Regions from separate parts of the Homo sapiens genome. Here region 1 is linked to region 2. A link is a loop called in an ENCODE intact Hi-C map of the cell type or tissue named here. Cell type or tissue: HepG2. All regions are shown on one strand.

Evidence for each region. Hi-C counts contacts between places; a loop is a spot of excess contacts. Peaks named below come from ENCODE experiments on the same cell type or tissue, not always from the same donor. Only the 100,000 strongest peaks of a DNase experiment are listed, where the experiment ranks them.
Region 1: a loop joins it to region 2, with 7 times the contacts of the local background. A loop is called at or near these places in 6 of 110 quality-filtered maps.

What each region holds. Positions count from the first base shown.
Region 1 is chr10:4,943,109-4,951,108 of GRCh38, reverse strand. No RefSeq gene overlaps it. Among named protein-coding and RNA genes, the nearest start is that of AKR1C1, 16 kb to the left of the region's middle. RefSeq lists an enhancer at 3,038-3,332. In HepG2, no CTCF peak of the experiment used is centred here; DNase peaks (open chromatin) are centred at 3,188 and 3,848; H3K4me3 peaks cover 358 bases.
Region 2 is chr10:5,068,540-5,076,539 of GRCh38, reverse strand. The region is part of intron 3 of LOC107984198 (a long non-coding RNA gene); the gene reads right to left. It overlaps LOC124902366 (a long non-coding RNA gene), which reads left to right and starts at 3,571. Exons shown (of 2, transcript XR_007062039.1): 1 at 3,571-8,000. It also overlaps a transcript of AKR1C3 not described here. In HepG2, no CTCF peak of the experiment used is centred here; DNase peaks (open chromatin) are centred at 4,669 and 5,309; H3K4me3 peaks cover 1,733 bases.

The DNA.
Region 1 (8,000 bases), 130 kb after region 2:
TCCTTCTGCTCTAATAACTCCAGGACTTCATGGGGCACATAAATCGTGATGGGCTGACCTAAAGTCATCCTCTTAGCTTCCTTGAGCAACAGGCAGGTGGCAGCTACTGCGCTGAGACAACGGGGCCAGCCCTTTGTCACTGAATCAAGCTGTTTTGAAAAATAAGCCACTGGTTGCAAATTTTTGCATTAGGACCCCAAGTGCTAGACCCAGTCTGTCATGCACATAAAGTTGGAAGGGTTTATGATAATTTGGCAGTCCCAAAGCTGGGGCAGATGTTAACTTATGCTTTAGTTGTTCAAATGCAGTCTGATGTTTTACTTCCCATACAAAGTGGTCGTGGTTGGCCCCTTTTAACAGTTCATATAGTGGCTTTACTGCCAGTGCCTAATTGGGAATCCAAATTCTACAGAACCCTGCATTCCCAGGAAGGCCCTCCACTACTTTCTGGTTCTGGGCATTGCGGCAGAGGCAATTGCATTTGGCCTCTCCTCTGCCAGGGCTCTGGTTCCTCTCTGTAATAGAAATCTTAAGTATTCTACAGTTTGTTTGCATATCTGTGCCTTTTTGCTCAAGACTTTGTACCCACAGGCTGCCAAATAGTTTAGAGTCTGTACAGTGTTATCTTGACACTCTTGCCTTGAGGGGCTTAAGATTAGCAGATCATCCACATATTGTAGTAGTGTCCCATTTTCCAACTGTAAGTCTCTTATGTTCCGAGCCACTGCTTCCCCAAATACAGTTGGGGAATTTTTAAACCCTTGAGGAAGCACTGTCCAACAGTATTGAAATCGTGCAAGCTGTTTCAGGGTCTGTCCACTCAAAAGTGAATAATAATTGACTTTCTGGGTCCACTGGTATAGAAAAGAAAGTATCCTGTAAATCTAACACTGTAGACCATTCATGGTCTCTGGGCAAGGAAGTAAACATAGTGTATGGATTGGTCGCAGTGGGGTGGATGTCTTCCACGATATCATTGGTCACCCTTAGATCTTTCATAAACCTGTACTTGTGTGAGTGAGGCTTCTTTACTGGCAGGATGGGTGTATTATACAAGGTCTGACAAAGTCTTATTAAGCCATGTCAAAAGAATCGAACCAGTACTGGCTGTATGCCTTCTAGAGTCTCTTTCTTTAGGGGTACTGTTTATTTTAATCAGGTCAGATACCTTCCTTTAGCCTGACTTTTATGGGATTCACATTAATTGTCCTCCCCAGTTGGTCGGAAGCCCATACTTCCGGCTTTACCTTATTGAGGACTTCCGGTGGAATCATCTCTACTTCAAGCTGTGGAGTTTTTGATTTCATCAGGAGGGCCTGTAGCTGCAATCTGGATTCTGGGGGTACCTGGAGGCACATTGGACGTTTCTCTGGTTCAAAGACAATTAATGCCTCTAACTTACACAAGAGATCTCTACCAAGCACAGAGGTTGGGCAGTCCCACACATAAAATAATTGATTAGCTATTATCAATACCTCATTGCCCACCTTGCAGGATAAGGGTCACAACCCCCCCCCCCCAACCAGTTTTAGCTCTCCATTCACCCCAACCATATTGACATAGGTGTCAGAAAGTCCACACTTTGGGATGTCAGTATCACCCGTATCAATTAAGAAGTCCAATTTTTGTTTCCCTACTGTCAGTTTTACCCGAATGTCCTGTGGTGAAATCCTAATGCTGGACAGGGTTGGAGCTTTTGGGAACTTTGGGCACCCTCGGTCCTCCTTGGATTTTTTCCAAACTTAACAGCCATAAGTGACTTGGGCTCCCCCTGACTCAGCTTGGGGCAGTCTTTCTTCCAAAGCACTGTCACCCTACAGTAAGCCCATTGATCTTTTTCTACTTTCCCTTTCCACCTTGGGGGTTCCTTTCTCTTCAGGTTTCCTCCCATGGCAGCTATGAGTATCTCTGCCTTCAGTAGTGCCTTGGTTTCCTTGGCTTCTCTGCTATTATAAGGCCTTGAACACAATGTCAATTAATTGAGAAGTGTTCATTCCAATAGCTCCCCTCCAGCTTTTGTAACTTCTTTGTGATGTCTGGGGCATTTTGCTCTATAAAAGTCATGTTTATCATTCTGACATTTTCAGGATCCTGCAGGTCTAAGTCTGTATGCTTTCTATATGTTTGACAGATACATCCATGAACTCTGAGGGAATCCTTGTTAGGCTTCTGCTGAAGCTCCTGCACTTTTTTCAGACTTTTAGGTCTCGGCACCCCTGACCTATCACCCTTTAGAATACTCCAGATGATTTGTCCAGGCCCCATCCTCCTCACTTGGGACCCAGTTTGGGTCAGCATGTAGAATCTTATCAGGGTCTGGGGTATCATCTGGGCTTTTTTCATGAAGACACCATGCTTCCTCCTTTCCATTGCCTAATGCTTGCTTTCTCTTGTCTGCAGTAAGCATAATATTTAGGAGGGCTTGCAAATTAGCCTAAGTAGGGTGATGGCTGGCAAAAATAGTGGTAAACAATTCAGTCATCTTCTGAGGATCTTCCCTGTAGAAAGGATTGGAAGTTTTCCAATTCAGTACATCAGATGTAGGAAAAGGCCTGTATGCCCAATAATATCGAGCTGAAGTCCCTTGCTGATTAATTCCCATGGGATATTGTCAGAGGGGAAATTGCCCTGCCCCAGCTTGGTAGATCTCCAGCCAAAATCAGTGCCTTGCCTAGTTCAGGAGGGAGAGACTATGTTTGCAGCCTCTTTATACTCCAGGGATGGTGGTTCCTCCACCTCTTGACTAAGTAATGTGGCACCAGTTTCAAGTGGGTTAAGCACATTTAACAACTGCTGACTCTCTAGCTCCTTTTCTTTCTCTCCCTGGGAGTCAGGACAAACTTTTTCCAAGTGGTGCACCATTAGTTTATTTCCTTTAACCTCTTGGTTATGTATCAACATAGATGTCTGAAAATAGGGTACTTTCTCTCATTTCCCTTAACACTGACAAAAAGTTTCAACGGAAAGATCATAAAATAGTTTAAAGATCTGAAAACAGGCCACTATTCTTTGAATCCTCATGTCAGGGCAGGAGCCCAACTTCCATTAGCTCTTGTTTGCAAACCCAGAGGGAATAATCACATTGGCCAACCAGCCCCTTTCTGTTTTTTGAAATTTTCCACTTTGCTGATTCCACTCAGTCCCTGCTCAGCCTTTCCCTCTCACCCGTTCTCCCTTAAAATGGTGAGTCACCTTGTATGAATCAAAGTTCAGTTCAGTCCATACTGGACCTCTTCCCTATTACAACACTGGATTACTAATAAAATCCATCGTCACCATTTTAACCAGTGTTCAACCTTGTTTATGTTCGACTTTAGCAATAGCAGAAATTTTTTCTAGCTTTCATAGTTAGTATCTACAGTCAGGTGAGAATGAAGGCTGACTAATATGACACTTACCTCTGGCTTCTAGTACTGAGCAGCAAGCTAAGTATTAGAGGTTTAAAAATATGATTAATTTCATAGCAAATTCTGGCATAAGTCAAAATAAGCACTTATATTTGATCATTAAAATATCAGGTCAATATCCACTTCATAAAGGAGATCATGTAACTGTAATTATGTTTCTTAAAGACTTCTGTTTAGAAATCATGTTTGCTTGATGTTCAAGTTTCTAGACTTCTCTAAGGGTCAATTGTTAAAACTGAGTTTTTTCTATTGCCAACAAGGATAGAGACTTTTCTTCTCTGCCCATTTCTTAGATTATTTCCTTGAGAAAAAATTGTATTTGTAAATCCTACCTCAGTCCCTTTGATATTCATGTAAATATTTTTAAAAGCCAACTAAGCCTCTTACCAGAATTGCAACATGTGAGTGTTTTGTTAAGGGTAAGAGAGCCAGCTCTTTGGAAATGTAAACATTAAAAAAGGAAAATTCCTATCTCCCTGGGTCCCTTGCTCCAAGCTACAACTGCCTGCTTGTCATGGAGAAATGTCATTTTTCCTAGTGATACAGGTGATTGACTAGCACAGATGGCTAACCCAATTACCAGGTGAATTTGGGATGAAGCCATGAAAGAATGTTATCAAAAAACAGTGTTGTTAGGCCTTCTTATGTGAGGACCAGTTATCATTTATCATGAGAAGATGTGTGTAAAGGCTGTACTCCTTGGCTTTTTAAAGAGGTCAGATTCATTTCTGCCTTTTAATCTCATTAGACCTTACCTGTGGTGCACATTGCAGTGTGGTTTAATGCCTTTTGAATAAGAAAATTATTTTCTTTCTTTTCTACATTTTTATGGAGGAGTTTTTTAGATTGGCAGGAGATTTCATTTTTAACATTATTCTCCAGTATAAAGGAAAACATACTTGACAGTTATGTACCAAATTAGGTAAAAGAAGATTGATATTGGATGTCCCCAGGGGCTCATAATTTCTACCTGTAGTAACATAACTTTCCCCTGTTTTCTGTAGACACAGAACTTCCCTCCCTTACACAGACTCCTCATTGGTACAGCCCAATTACATCCACTGTCCTAAGCATATGGACCCCCTATCTATCTCAATTCCACCCCCAGTGATTCACTGAGGGAGCAGTTCCAGCCTTGGGTCCCCAGATGATGTAAGGCATTGAAAACCCCACCTTCCCATAGAGGGCCAAGAGCAGAGCATGGGCATATTTGATTAGTACTGAGGAAATATGAGAGTAGGGAAACTTTGCTGTGACTGTATTCTTGTGCATTAGTGCATTCTCACACTGCTATAAAGAACTACCTGAGACTGGGTAATTTACAAAGAAAAGAGGCTTAATTGACTTACAGTTCCACAGGCTGTACAGAAAGCATGGCTGTGGAGGCCTCAGGAAACTTACAATCATGGAGGAAGGCAAAGGGGAAGCAAGCACATATTCACATTGCTGGCAGGGGAGAGAGAGAGAGAGAGAGGGAGGGAGAGAAATAGAGAAGAGGGAGGTGCTACACACTTTCAAACAACTAGATCTCATGAGAACCATATGATGAGAACAGCAAGAGAGAAGTCAGCCTCCATGATTCAGTCACCTCCCACCAGGCCCCTCTTCCAACAGTGGGAACTACAATTTCACATGTGATTTGGGTAGGGACACAGAGCCAAACCATATCACTCCGCCCCAGCCCCTTCCAAATCTCACATTCTTCTCACATTTCAAAAGACAATTATGCCTTCCTAACAGTCCCTGAAAGTCTTAACTTATTACAACATTAGATCAAAAGTCCAATTCTAAAGTCTCATCTGAGACAAGGCAAGTCCCTTTCAACTATAAGCCATAAAATCAAAACTAAGTCAGTTACTTCCTAGACACAATACGGGTATGGGTACTGAATAAATGCTTCTGTTCCAAAAGGGAGAAACTGGCCCAAACAAAGGGGCTACAGGCCCCATAGAAGTCCAAAACCCGGAAAGGCAGTCAATAAATTTCAAAGCTCCAAAATAATCTCTTTTGACTCCATGTCTCATATCAAGGCCACACTAATGCAAGAGGTGGGCTCCCAGGGTCCTGGGCAGCTCTACCCCTGTGGCTATACAGGGTAAAGGCCCCATGGCTGCTTTCACTGGCTGGCACTGAGTGTCTGCCGCTTTTCCAGGCACACAGTACAAGCCTTCAGTGGATATACCATTCTGGGTTCTGGAGGATGGTGGCCCTCTTCTCATAGCTCCACTAGGCAGTGCCCCAGTGGGAACTCTGTGTGGGAACTCAAACCCCATATTTCCCTTCCACATTGCCCTAGCAGAGGTGCTTCATAAGGGTTCCATCTTCACAGCAGCCTTCTTCCTGGATATTCATGCATTTTTAAACGTTCTCTGAAATCTAGGCAGAGGCTCCCAAACCTCAACTTTTGGACTCTGAGAACCTGCAGGCTTAACACTACATGGAAGTCACAACACACTGGGGCTAGCATCCTCTAAAACAATAGCTCAAGATGTGTCTGAGGCCCTTTTAGCCATGGCTGGGGCTGAAGTGGCTGGTATGCAGGGTGCCGTGTCCCAAGGCTTCACAGAGCAGTAGGGCCCTGGGCTTGGCCCATGAAATTATTTTTCTCTCCTAAACCTCCAGGTCTGTGATAAAAGGGGCTACCTTGAAGGTCTTTGAAATATCCTGGAGGCATTTTCCCCATTGTCTTGTCTATTAACATTTGGCTCTTCTTTATCTTGCAAATTTCTGCAGCTGGCTTGAATTCTTCCTCAGAAAATGAGTTTTTCTTTTCTACTACATGGTGGGGCTCAAGTTATTCAAACTTTTATGTTCTGCTTCCCTTTTAAATGTAACTTCCAGTGTCAGATAATCTCTTTGGGCATGCATATGAGAATATGCTGTTAGAGGCAGGCAGGACACATCTTGCTTCCTTTGACACTTAGAAATTTCTTCAGTCAGGTACCCTAAATCATCTTGCTCAAGTTCAAAGTTCCACAGATCTCTAGGGTAGGGACATGATGATGCCAATCTTTTTGCTAAAGCACAGGAAGAGTGACCTTTACTCCAGTTCCCAATAAGTTTCTCATCTCCATCTGAGAAATCCTCAGCCTGAACTTCATTGTCCATATCACTATCAGCATTTTCTACAGAAGTATCCAATTCTCTAGGAAGTTTAAAACCTTCCTTCATCTTTCCATCTTCTTCTGAACCCTCCAAACTCTTCCAGTCTCTGCCTACTATCCAGTTCCAAATTTGCTTTGACATTTTCAGGTATCTTTATATCAATGCCTCACTATTTGGTACCAATTTTCGGTATTAGTTTATTCTCCCACTACTATAAAGAACTACCTGAGACTGGGTAATTTACAAAGAAAAGAGGTTTAATTGACTCACAGTTCTGCAGGCTGCACAGGAGGCATGGCAGGGGAGGCCTCAGGAAACTTACCATGATGGAGGAAGGTGAAGGGGAAGCAAGCATGTCTTCACTTGGCTGGCAGGAGAGGGGGAGGTAGAGAGAGAGAGAGAGAGAGAGGCAGAGAGAGAGAGAGAAAGAAGGTGGAGGTGCTACATGCTTTCAAACAACCAGATCTTATGAGAATTCTATTATGACAACAGTAAGAGGAAAGTCAGCCCCCGTGATTCAATCTCTTCCCACTAGGCCCCTCCTCCAACACTGGGAATTACAATTTGACATGATTTTTCAGTGGGGACACAGAGCCAAACCATATCATTTGGTATTCCAGAATTTCTGCCTTGCTGCTGCCACCCTCATCTCTGGGTGCTTTCTCTTAGTAATTTTTCTCCTCTGACCTCACCGTGCTCTATGGTTATAAATCCCCTCTTGTCTTAGTTGGACTCAAAGTTGAGCTTCAAGGGAACCAAAACATTTTACACTAAAATACATTTATTTGACACATTTCAAGACAGCTATTCAGAAAAGCAGGAAATATTAGAAGGGACAAAAAGCTGTCTTTAGTGGGAAATACTTGCATCTGTAGAGAAAATTTGCATTGTTACAGCTGGGCTTTCTCTGAGAATCTCCCTTGGATAGAAGAAAGATTAACTGAGAATCTGATACCTTTAAAGGTCTAAAGAAAAACATTTCTCAGCTGTTCTCTCTGAGGGCTGCTTCCTGGGAGATTTCATCTAAATAATGAAACCTCTTTTGCTAGCCAGGCTTGTTCTTCTCTCCATCCCATAACCTGTGTTGCCACTGTAAAAAATTTTGCCAAGATTTAAGTGCAATGGTGCAATCACAATGCCCTGCAGCCTTGACCTCCTGGGTTCAAGCAATCCTTCTACTTCAGCCTCCCAAGTAGCTGAGACTACAGACAGGTGCCACTACACCCAGCTAATTTTTAAAATTTTTTCTTTTTAGCAGAGATGAGTTCTCAAGGTGTTTTCCAGATTGGTCTGAGCTGAAGAGATCCTCCTGGCTCAGCCTCCCAAAGTGCTGGAATTACTGGTATGAGCCACCATGCCTGGCCATCTGGCTGTTTTTCCTGCATTCTGCCTGTAATTATTTTTTAGGGTCTTTTTCCACATGTCTCATGTTCAGAGTCTCTAAGGCACATGGTGTAGCTGAGCTGATTCACCCCTGTCCTGTATAGA
Region 2 (8,000 bases):
GGAAACTGCAAAATTTTATAAAGTAGTGTCTTAGTCCATTTCCTGCTAATATAATGGAATACCTGAGACTGGGTAATTTATGCAGAATAGAGATTAGTTTTTTACAATTCTAGAGTGGAGAGAGAGAGAGAGAGACAGAGAGAACAAACTCAACTTTTTATCAGGATTTCAATCTCCGATAACTAACTCACCTGAGATAATAGCAATAATTAATGAATGAGGCAAATCCCTCATGATCTAATTATCACTTAAAGGTCCCACATCTCAACACTATTGCATTGAGGATTAAGTTTCCAACACATGGACTTTGGAGAACACATCAAACCATAGCAAGTAGGTAACACAGAATTTTAATTTCCTAGGACACAACTACTAGAGTTGTTGCTATGATTTGAGAACTACTGTTACATCATCTTATTTAAGTGTGTTTTGTGTGTTTGCAACCGTAAAAACAGGCTTAAATGCAAGTGAAAGGTGGTTGCTAAAAGGATCCTGGGTGATTCCAAAAATAAAGGGTGAAACAACTGGGATTTGAATAGCTCAGAAACCAGTGCAGCTCAGGATATCTTAGCCCCAGCAACCTGTGCCCCTCCATCTCTCTAGAGCCCCCCTAGTAATACATCCGAGCCCCCGTGACTCCCATATTCCTTGACTTTTTTTTTTTTGAGATGGAGTTTTGCTCTTATTGCCCAGGCTAGAGTGCAATGGCATGATCTTGGCTCACTGCAACCTCTGCCTCCCGGGTTCAAGTGATTCTCCTGCCTCAGCCTCCCGAGTAGGTGGGATAGGAGGCATGCACCACCATGCCCGGCTAATTTTGTATTTTTAGTAGAGACAGGGTTTCTTCACGTTGGTCAGGCTGGTCTCAAACTCCCAACCTCAGGTGATTCGCCCACCTCAGCCTCCCAAAGTGCTGGGATTACAGGCATGAGCCACAATGCCTGGCCATTCCTTGACAAATGGCTTTTTTCCACATGACAAATTCCCTTGGGAAAAGCTCTGATTGAGAATAAGTGTCTACCAGTAGATCAATCCTTTATGGTCCGACAGGGTGTTAAAAAAAACTTATTTATGACATTTCCTAAAACACAGTGAGAAATACTTCACTCAAGGGGGGCCATGGCGTTAGATGTAGGGCCACTTAATTTGGGTCTTTCTGTGGGAGAGCGATCATGCTGGTGGGGGCCAAGGGAAAAAATTTTCTCTACCTTCTTAAGTTCACTAAAAATTCACCTAACAAAAGGCAGATTAGAAAGAGAAAAGGCACACAAACTTATGACCATGTGTAGGGGAGAACCACAGAGCAACGTGTAAACCATCTAAGTTTATAAAAAAAAAATGAGAGAGGGACTTAAATCTTGGCAAAACAGATTGTAGTGGCAACATGGGTTATGGGAGGGAGAAAAGAGGAGGCCTGGCTAGCAGAGGTCTTGTTATTGTCAACCAAAGAATGATGAGACAGGTCTCAGTAATTTTAGGAGATTTATTTGCCAAAGTTGAGGATGCACCCAGGAGACAGGTCTATGCCTTTCTCTGATTTTGAGGGCTCCAAATTTAAAGGGGAAAGGGCGGGATATTGAGAAGCACACAGTTCTCACATCAACAACAGGGGGCAGAGGAAAAATATGGGGACTCTGCATTTTACATAAGATAACACAGACAAAATGGGGTAGGTGAACAATCGGAAATGCATTTGTGTCTGTGGGGTGACCGCAACTGTAAAGATAAGCTATGGATTTGTATCACCATGGTGAAGTTTCAACAGCTCACCAGGAATTTCCTTGTGGACAAAATATGGGGGAGGTGGGTAGCCTTTCATCTTGTAGCCATCTTATTTAGGAACCAAAAGAGGGAGGCAGGTTTTTGTGTCCCAGTTCCTGGCTAGAATTTTCTCTTTGGCTAAAAGAGTTTCGGGTACCAAAATTTAATCTTCTTGCACACTATGTCAATGAAACCTCACAGATAGCAGCACTTAAGAGAAGAGATGGAAAATGTTTTCTTCAGACCTTTAAAGATGTCAGACCGTCAGTTAATCTTTCCTAAGTCAAAGGGAAAGCCTCAGAGAAAGCCTGGCTGCATCCAAGCAGAGTTTCTCTACAGGTGCAAGCCTCTCTCATAACAGACAGTTTTCAGCTGTTCTTGTATTTCCTGCCCTTCTGAATAGCCATCTTGAAATTTGTCAAAATACTTTCTTTTAGAGTATGGACCCCCAAAATCTGAGAGAGGTCTCAGTTAATATAGAGAGTTTATTTTGCCAATATTGAGGACAAATGACCATGACACACCCTCAGGAGGTCCTGAGGATATGTGTCCAACGTGGTCGGGGCACAGCTTGGTATCATACATTTTAGGGAGACATGAGACATCAATCAACACATGTATGATGAACATTGGTTCAGTCCGGAAAGGTGGGACAACTTGAAGTGGGGAGGGGGCTTCCAGGTCATAGATAGATAAGAGACAAATGGTTACATTCTTTTGAGTTTCTGGTTAGCCTCTGCAAAGGAGGCAATCAAATATGTAATTATCTCGGTGAGCAGACGGGTGACTTTGAATAGAATGGGGGGCAAGTTTGTGCTGAGCAGTTCCCAGCTTGACTTTTTTCTTTAGCTTAGTGATTTTGGGGCCCTAAGATTTATCTTCCTTTCCCAAGAGTGAAATATTTTGGTTTCCTTCAAGCTCAACTCTGCCTTCAACCAAGACAAGTGGGGATTTACAACCACAGAACAGGGTGAGGTCAAGGAGGAAGAATTACTAACAAGAAGCACCCAAGGTGAGGGTGATGTTCTTGATAGCAGCAAGGCAGAAACTCTGGAATACCAAAATACAGTCATGGCAGTCTTTTCATTTTTCTCATGTCTCCTTGGTACTAATCAAATATGTCAATGCTCTGCCCTTGGCCCTCTTGAGAAGGTGGGGTTTTCAATTCTTCATATGGTTCTGTGATCTGGGCTGGAGCTGCTCGCTGAGTCATGTGGGTAAGACTGAGAGAGAAAGGGGGTCCATGTGCTCAGGACAGTGGATGTAATTGGGCTGTCCCACTGAGGAGTCTGTGTAGGGGAGGGTTGTTCTATGTCTTCCATTATGTTACCAAAGGTAGAAATTATGGGCCTATGGGGATCTCCAATCTCAATCTTTTACCTAATTTGGGACAACTGTCAAGTCTGTTCTCCTTTATATTGGAGAATAATGTTAAAAATGAAATCTCCTGCCATTCTACAAAACTCTCTATAAAGTAGAAAATAAAGAAAATAATTTTCTTATTAAAAAAGCATTAGGGCTGGGTGCAGTGGCTCACACCTGTAATCCCAGCAATTTGGGAGGCTGAGGCAGGCGGATCATGAGGACAAGGGTTCGAGACCAGCCTGGCCAACATGGTGAAATCACATCTCTACTAAGAATACAAAAATTAGCTGGGTGGGGTGGTGCCTGCCTGTAATCCCAGCATCTTGAGAGGCTAAGGCATGTGAATCACTTGAACTCAGGAGGCGGAGGTTGCAGTGAGCCAAGATTGTGCCACTACACTCTAACCTGGGAGAAAGAGCAAGACTCTGTCTCGAAAATAAATAAATAAACAAATAAAATTTAAAAAGCATTAAACCAGGCTGCAATGTGCATCACAGGTAACATGCTAAAGAGATTACAAAGACAGAAAGAAATCTCACCCCTTTATATAGCCAAGAAATATAATCCTTACATGCATCTTCTTGAGATAAATGATAACTGGTCTTCATGTAATAAGGCCTAACACCACCATTTTTTATAACATTCTTTCAAACATTCTTTTTATAACATTCTCCATCCTAAATTCACCTGGTAATTGGGGTATCCTTCTGTGCTAGACAGTCACCTTTATCCCAAGGAAAAATAACATTTCTTTATGACAAGCAGGCAGTTGTAGCTTGGAGTAAGGGGCCCATGGAGATAGGAAGTTATCTTTCTTGATATTTTCATTTCCAAAGAGTTGTCTCTCTTACCCTTAACACAACACTGGCAGGTTGCAATTCTGGCTAGAGGCTTAGTCAGCTTTTCAAAAAACTGACATGCATAATAAAGGGACTAAGGAAGAGTTTACAAATACAATTTTTTTCTTAAGAAAATAGTCTAAGACATGAGCATAGAAGAAAAGGTCTCTATCCTTATTGGCAACAGGAAAAACTCAGCTTTTACAAATGACCCTTACATTTGCCTAGAAACTTGAAGTTCAAGCAAGCATGCTTTCTAAACAGAAGGCTTTAAAGATTCTAATTGCAGTCACATACTCTCCTCCCTGAGGTGGATCATTACCTCGTATTTTAGTGATCAAATATAAGCATTTATTTTGACTTATGCCAGGGTTTGGCCATAAATTAAACACATTTGTAAATCCCTAATACTTAAATTGCTGCTCAATAGTACTAGAACCCAGAGATAAGTGTCACATAGGCTGGTCTTCATTCCCACCTGTCTGTAGCTATTAAATCATAAGAGCCAGAAAAAAAACAAATTCTGCTATTGCTAAAGTCAAAGACAAAGAAAGCTGGGTACTGATTAACATGGTGAGGACAGGTTTTATCAGTAACATAACATCGCAGTAGAGAAGAGGTCCAGCGTGAACTGAACTGAACTATGATCTATGCAAGATGACTCAGCATTTTAAAGGGAAAATGAGGGAGAAGGGAAAGGCTGAGCAGAGACTGAGTGGAATCAGCCAAGCGGAAAATTACAAAAAGTAGGAAGGGGCTGCTTGGGCCATGTGATTAGTCCCTCTGGGTTTGCTAACTGGAACTAAGGGAAGTTGGACTCCTGCCCTCTGTGAGACTGGGAGACAGGCATTTCTTCAGACATTGCTGGAACAAATACTGAATTCTTTTGGAAGCCGTGAGTTTTCTCAGGCTGGCTCTTTAACAGGGCTTGGTTATCTATTGATGTAGCCTTGAACTGTTAGAAATTATGTTTGGGTGTGTTCAGATCCTTACAGACCAAGGCGAGGCCTATTTCAAAAGAGACTCAGAGGAGCCTGGGGAAAGTCTGTTCAAGAAGAGAATCCGTGCCACTGTGTGGGGTGGTCTGTGCCTTAGTCACCGTGAGTTGTGAAAAACAGGTGTTACCAGTACTGACACGCCTCTAAGGAGTCTTTGTCATATTTGATTTGGTCCTCATGCTCTTTGGATTTTACTCTCATTATGTAGAGAGGGAATAGACAGAGCCCATGAGAGCAGGGAGAGTCTCTGCCACTGATCTCCCTTGCTTATTTATTCTCTTGCTCCTGATCTCTTACTCTCCTGCTTTGCACCATGGAGCACCACAGCAGGAAGGCTCTCATCCAATGAGATCACTATGGCCTTGGAATTTCCAGCCTCTGGAGCCATTAGCCAAATATACCTCTATTGTGTAAGAACCAGCCAGTTACAGTTATTTTGTTATAGCAACATAAAGCACAGTAAGATACAGCCATATAATTCTCTGTAAATAAGTGGAAATCCATTGTGAGGCAACAAAAAGAAATGTTTCCAGAGTAGCTGGGACAATCCACTTCAGCCCATCAATACCACCCCATAGAAGCAAAGCAGACATGAAGATCACCTATCAGGGCTCCTAAAATACCCCCAAAACACTGGTTAAGTCTAAGCCTCCTTCTAACAGGCTGTCTTAGTTCATGACAGCTGCTATAACAAAAGACTGCAGACTGGTTAGTTATAAATATCAGGCATGGATTGCTCACAGATCTGGAGGCTAGAAGCTCAAGATCAAGTGCAGACAAATTTAGTGTCTAGTGAGGCCCTGCTTCCTGACTCATAGATAGCTGTCCTCTTTCTATCCTCATGTCACAAAAGGGACAAGCACTCTCTCTTGAATCTCTTTAACAAGGACACTAATCCCATTTATTATGGTTCCACACTCAAGATCCAATTGAGACAGAAAAATAGGGTCTGGAGACAGGGAACACAAGGCCAATTCACACTTCAGCTATGACAGGAAATGTCCTCTCCATAAGGTATATTCCAGGTAAATGACTTTGTAACCTCACTTCACCCTTTTCATTTACATAGTGTGTACACCAGGCAACCAGTGAAAATCCCTAGAGAGTATTTAAACCCCCACAAATTCTGTAACGAGGCCCTTGAGCCACTACGCTCAGGCCCACTTCCACAATGTGGAGTGTACTTTTATTTTCCATAAATATCTACTTTTGTTGCTTCATTATTTCTTTGCTTTTTTGTGCATTTTGTTGAATTCTTTGTTCAAGATGCTGAGAACCTGGACACCCTCCACTGGTAACATATTTTGCTGAGCCAGCCAGGAGAAATTCCAGCAGAAGCTAGGCCCAAAGATTAGGATTTATTTCTCTCCTTTCCTTTCTGTTTCATACAGGGGAATCTCTCCTTGGTGGGCAGTGCCTAAACACAGAGAAAACTGCAGAATTCTGGCTATGGCCAGTGAAAACTAAGGGTGTCCATGTGAAGGCACCTAACCGTCACCAACCAGTTTGCTTAAGGGACCTGGGTCTTCTCTTTTTTTCCTTTCTTTCATTTTCAGCCTCTCAACAACTGCTTTCTAGCAGCTCCTTGAAAATTGAAGGCAATTGGCTGGAGTCACTCCCAGGTATTGCCTGAAGGCCTAGGAATGAATGGGACTATTTGCCCTGCGCAGAAGGCGGAAGGGCTCTTTTCCTTTTTTTTTTTGAGACAGAGTTTCACTCTTATTGCCCAGGCTGGAGTGCAATGGTGTGATCTCAGCTCACCACAACCTCTGCCTCCTGGGTTTAAGCAATACTCATGCCTCAGCCTCCCAAGCAGTTGGAACTACAGGTGCCTGCCACCATGCTGGGCTAATTTTTGTATTTTTAGTAGACGGGGGTTTCACCATGTTGGCCAGGCTCATCTTGAACACCTGACCTCAAGTGATCCACCTGTCTTGGCCTCTCAAAGTGCTGGAATTACAGGCATAAGCCACCATGCCTGGCCAGGAATTCTTGCTTTTTAGGGTTTCGCTTAAGTTTTAGGTTATAAGGATAAGAATTCTAGTTAACACATAATTCAGTAGGCAAAATGTGCTGGAAAAGATTATGTTAGTAGTGAGAAAAAGAATAACTTTGTATAATTCAGAAGTTATCAAATTCTAACTAACTTTTTGGATTTTAGGCTTCTAGACAGTTTAAGCATGTTGAATATACTTTCATAAATAGAATTTGAGTTCTATTTCTCTCTCTGCCTAATTTCTTCAAAATTTGTAAACTATTTGTGAATATTCTTAATTCATGGCAATATGTTTGTCTGCATACAGTTGAGCAGGGTCCCTAGGGCCACTCAGGGAGAAAGAACCCAGAAACCAGACATGCTTGCAAAAGAATATTTCTTACCAGTTAGTCTCTGGTCTCTTTCGCTCTGTGCAAACTGGTTAAATGAAAGGTAAAAGTCACCATTTGTCCCTTCTGTAAAGTTTTAAATTGGTTTAATAATAATATAAGAGCTTAAATCAAATATTTTGTCAGAAAAGTGAAAAATGTAATGCTTTTTATTTAGTTCATGTGACTTGAGTAATCTTTAGGAAATAAACAGTTTTAAAGATTATTGGTAAAATACAGTTGTCTTGAAAATGTAAACATGTGGTCTAAGTTATGTTCAAATATTAGGTTTGCTAAATGCTTTAAGGTCATAAACTGCTTCTTTGGTGTTTGAAATTTGTTTAACTTGCCTGCTTTCCAGCTAGGTAAGGCCTGAGGACAGCCCACTCGGGATGGCCCTGGGGGCTTCTGAGATGAAAGAGGCCTTCTTGGGAGGCTCCCAGCATTCCCTGTGCTCTTGCCTCTTCTCCCCTCTGCCTGCCTGAAGATCCCCCTGAGTCCCTGCCACCCCCTCTCCATGGGGAGTTGGCCATGCCCCTAACTATGCTGGAAACATTCTAATCTTATCAGAACACAACTTAGCAGGTTTTACATTACAATTAAGATTGCTAGGAGTCACCATTAACATGTAATTAAGATTACTAGAAACAGTTTTATATGCAAGATGTGTAAG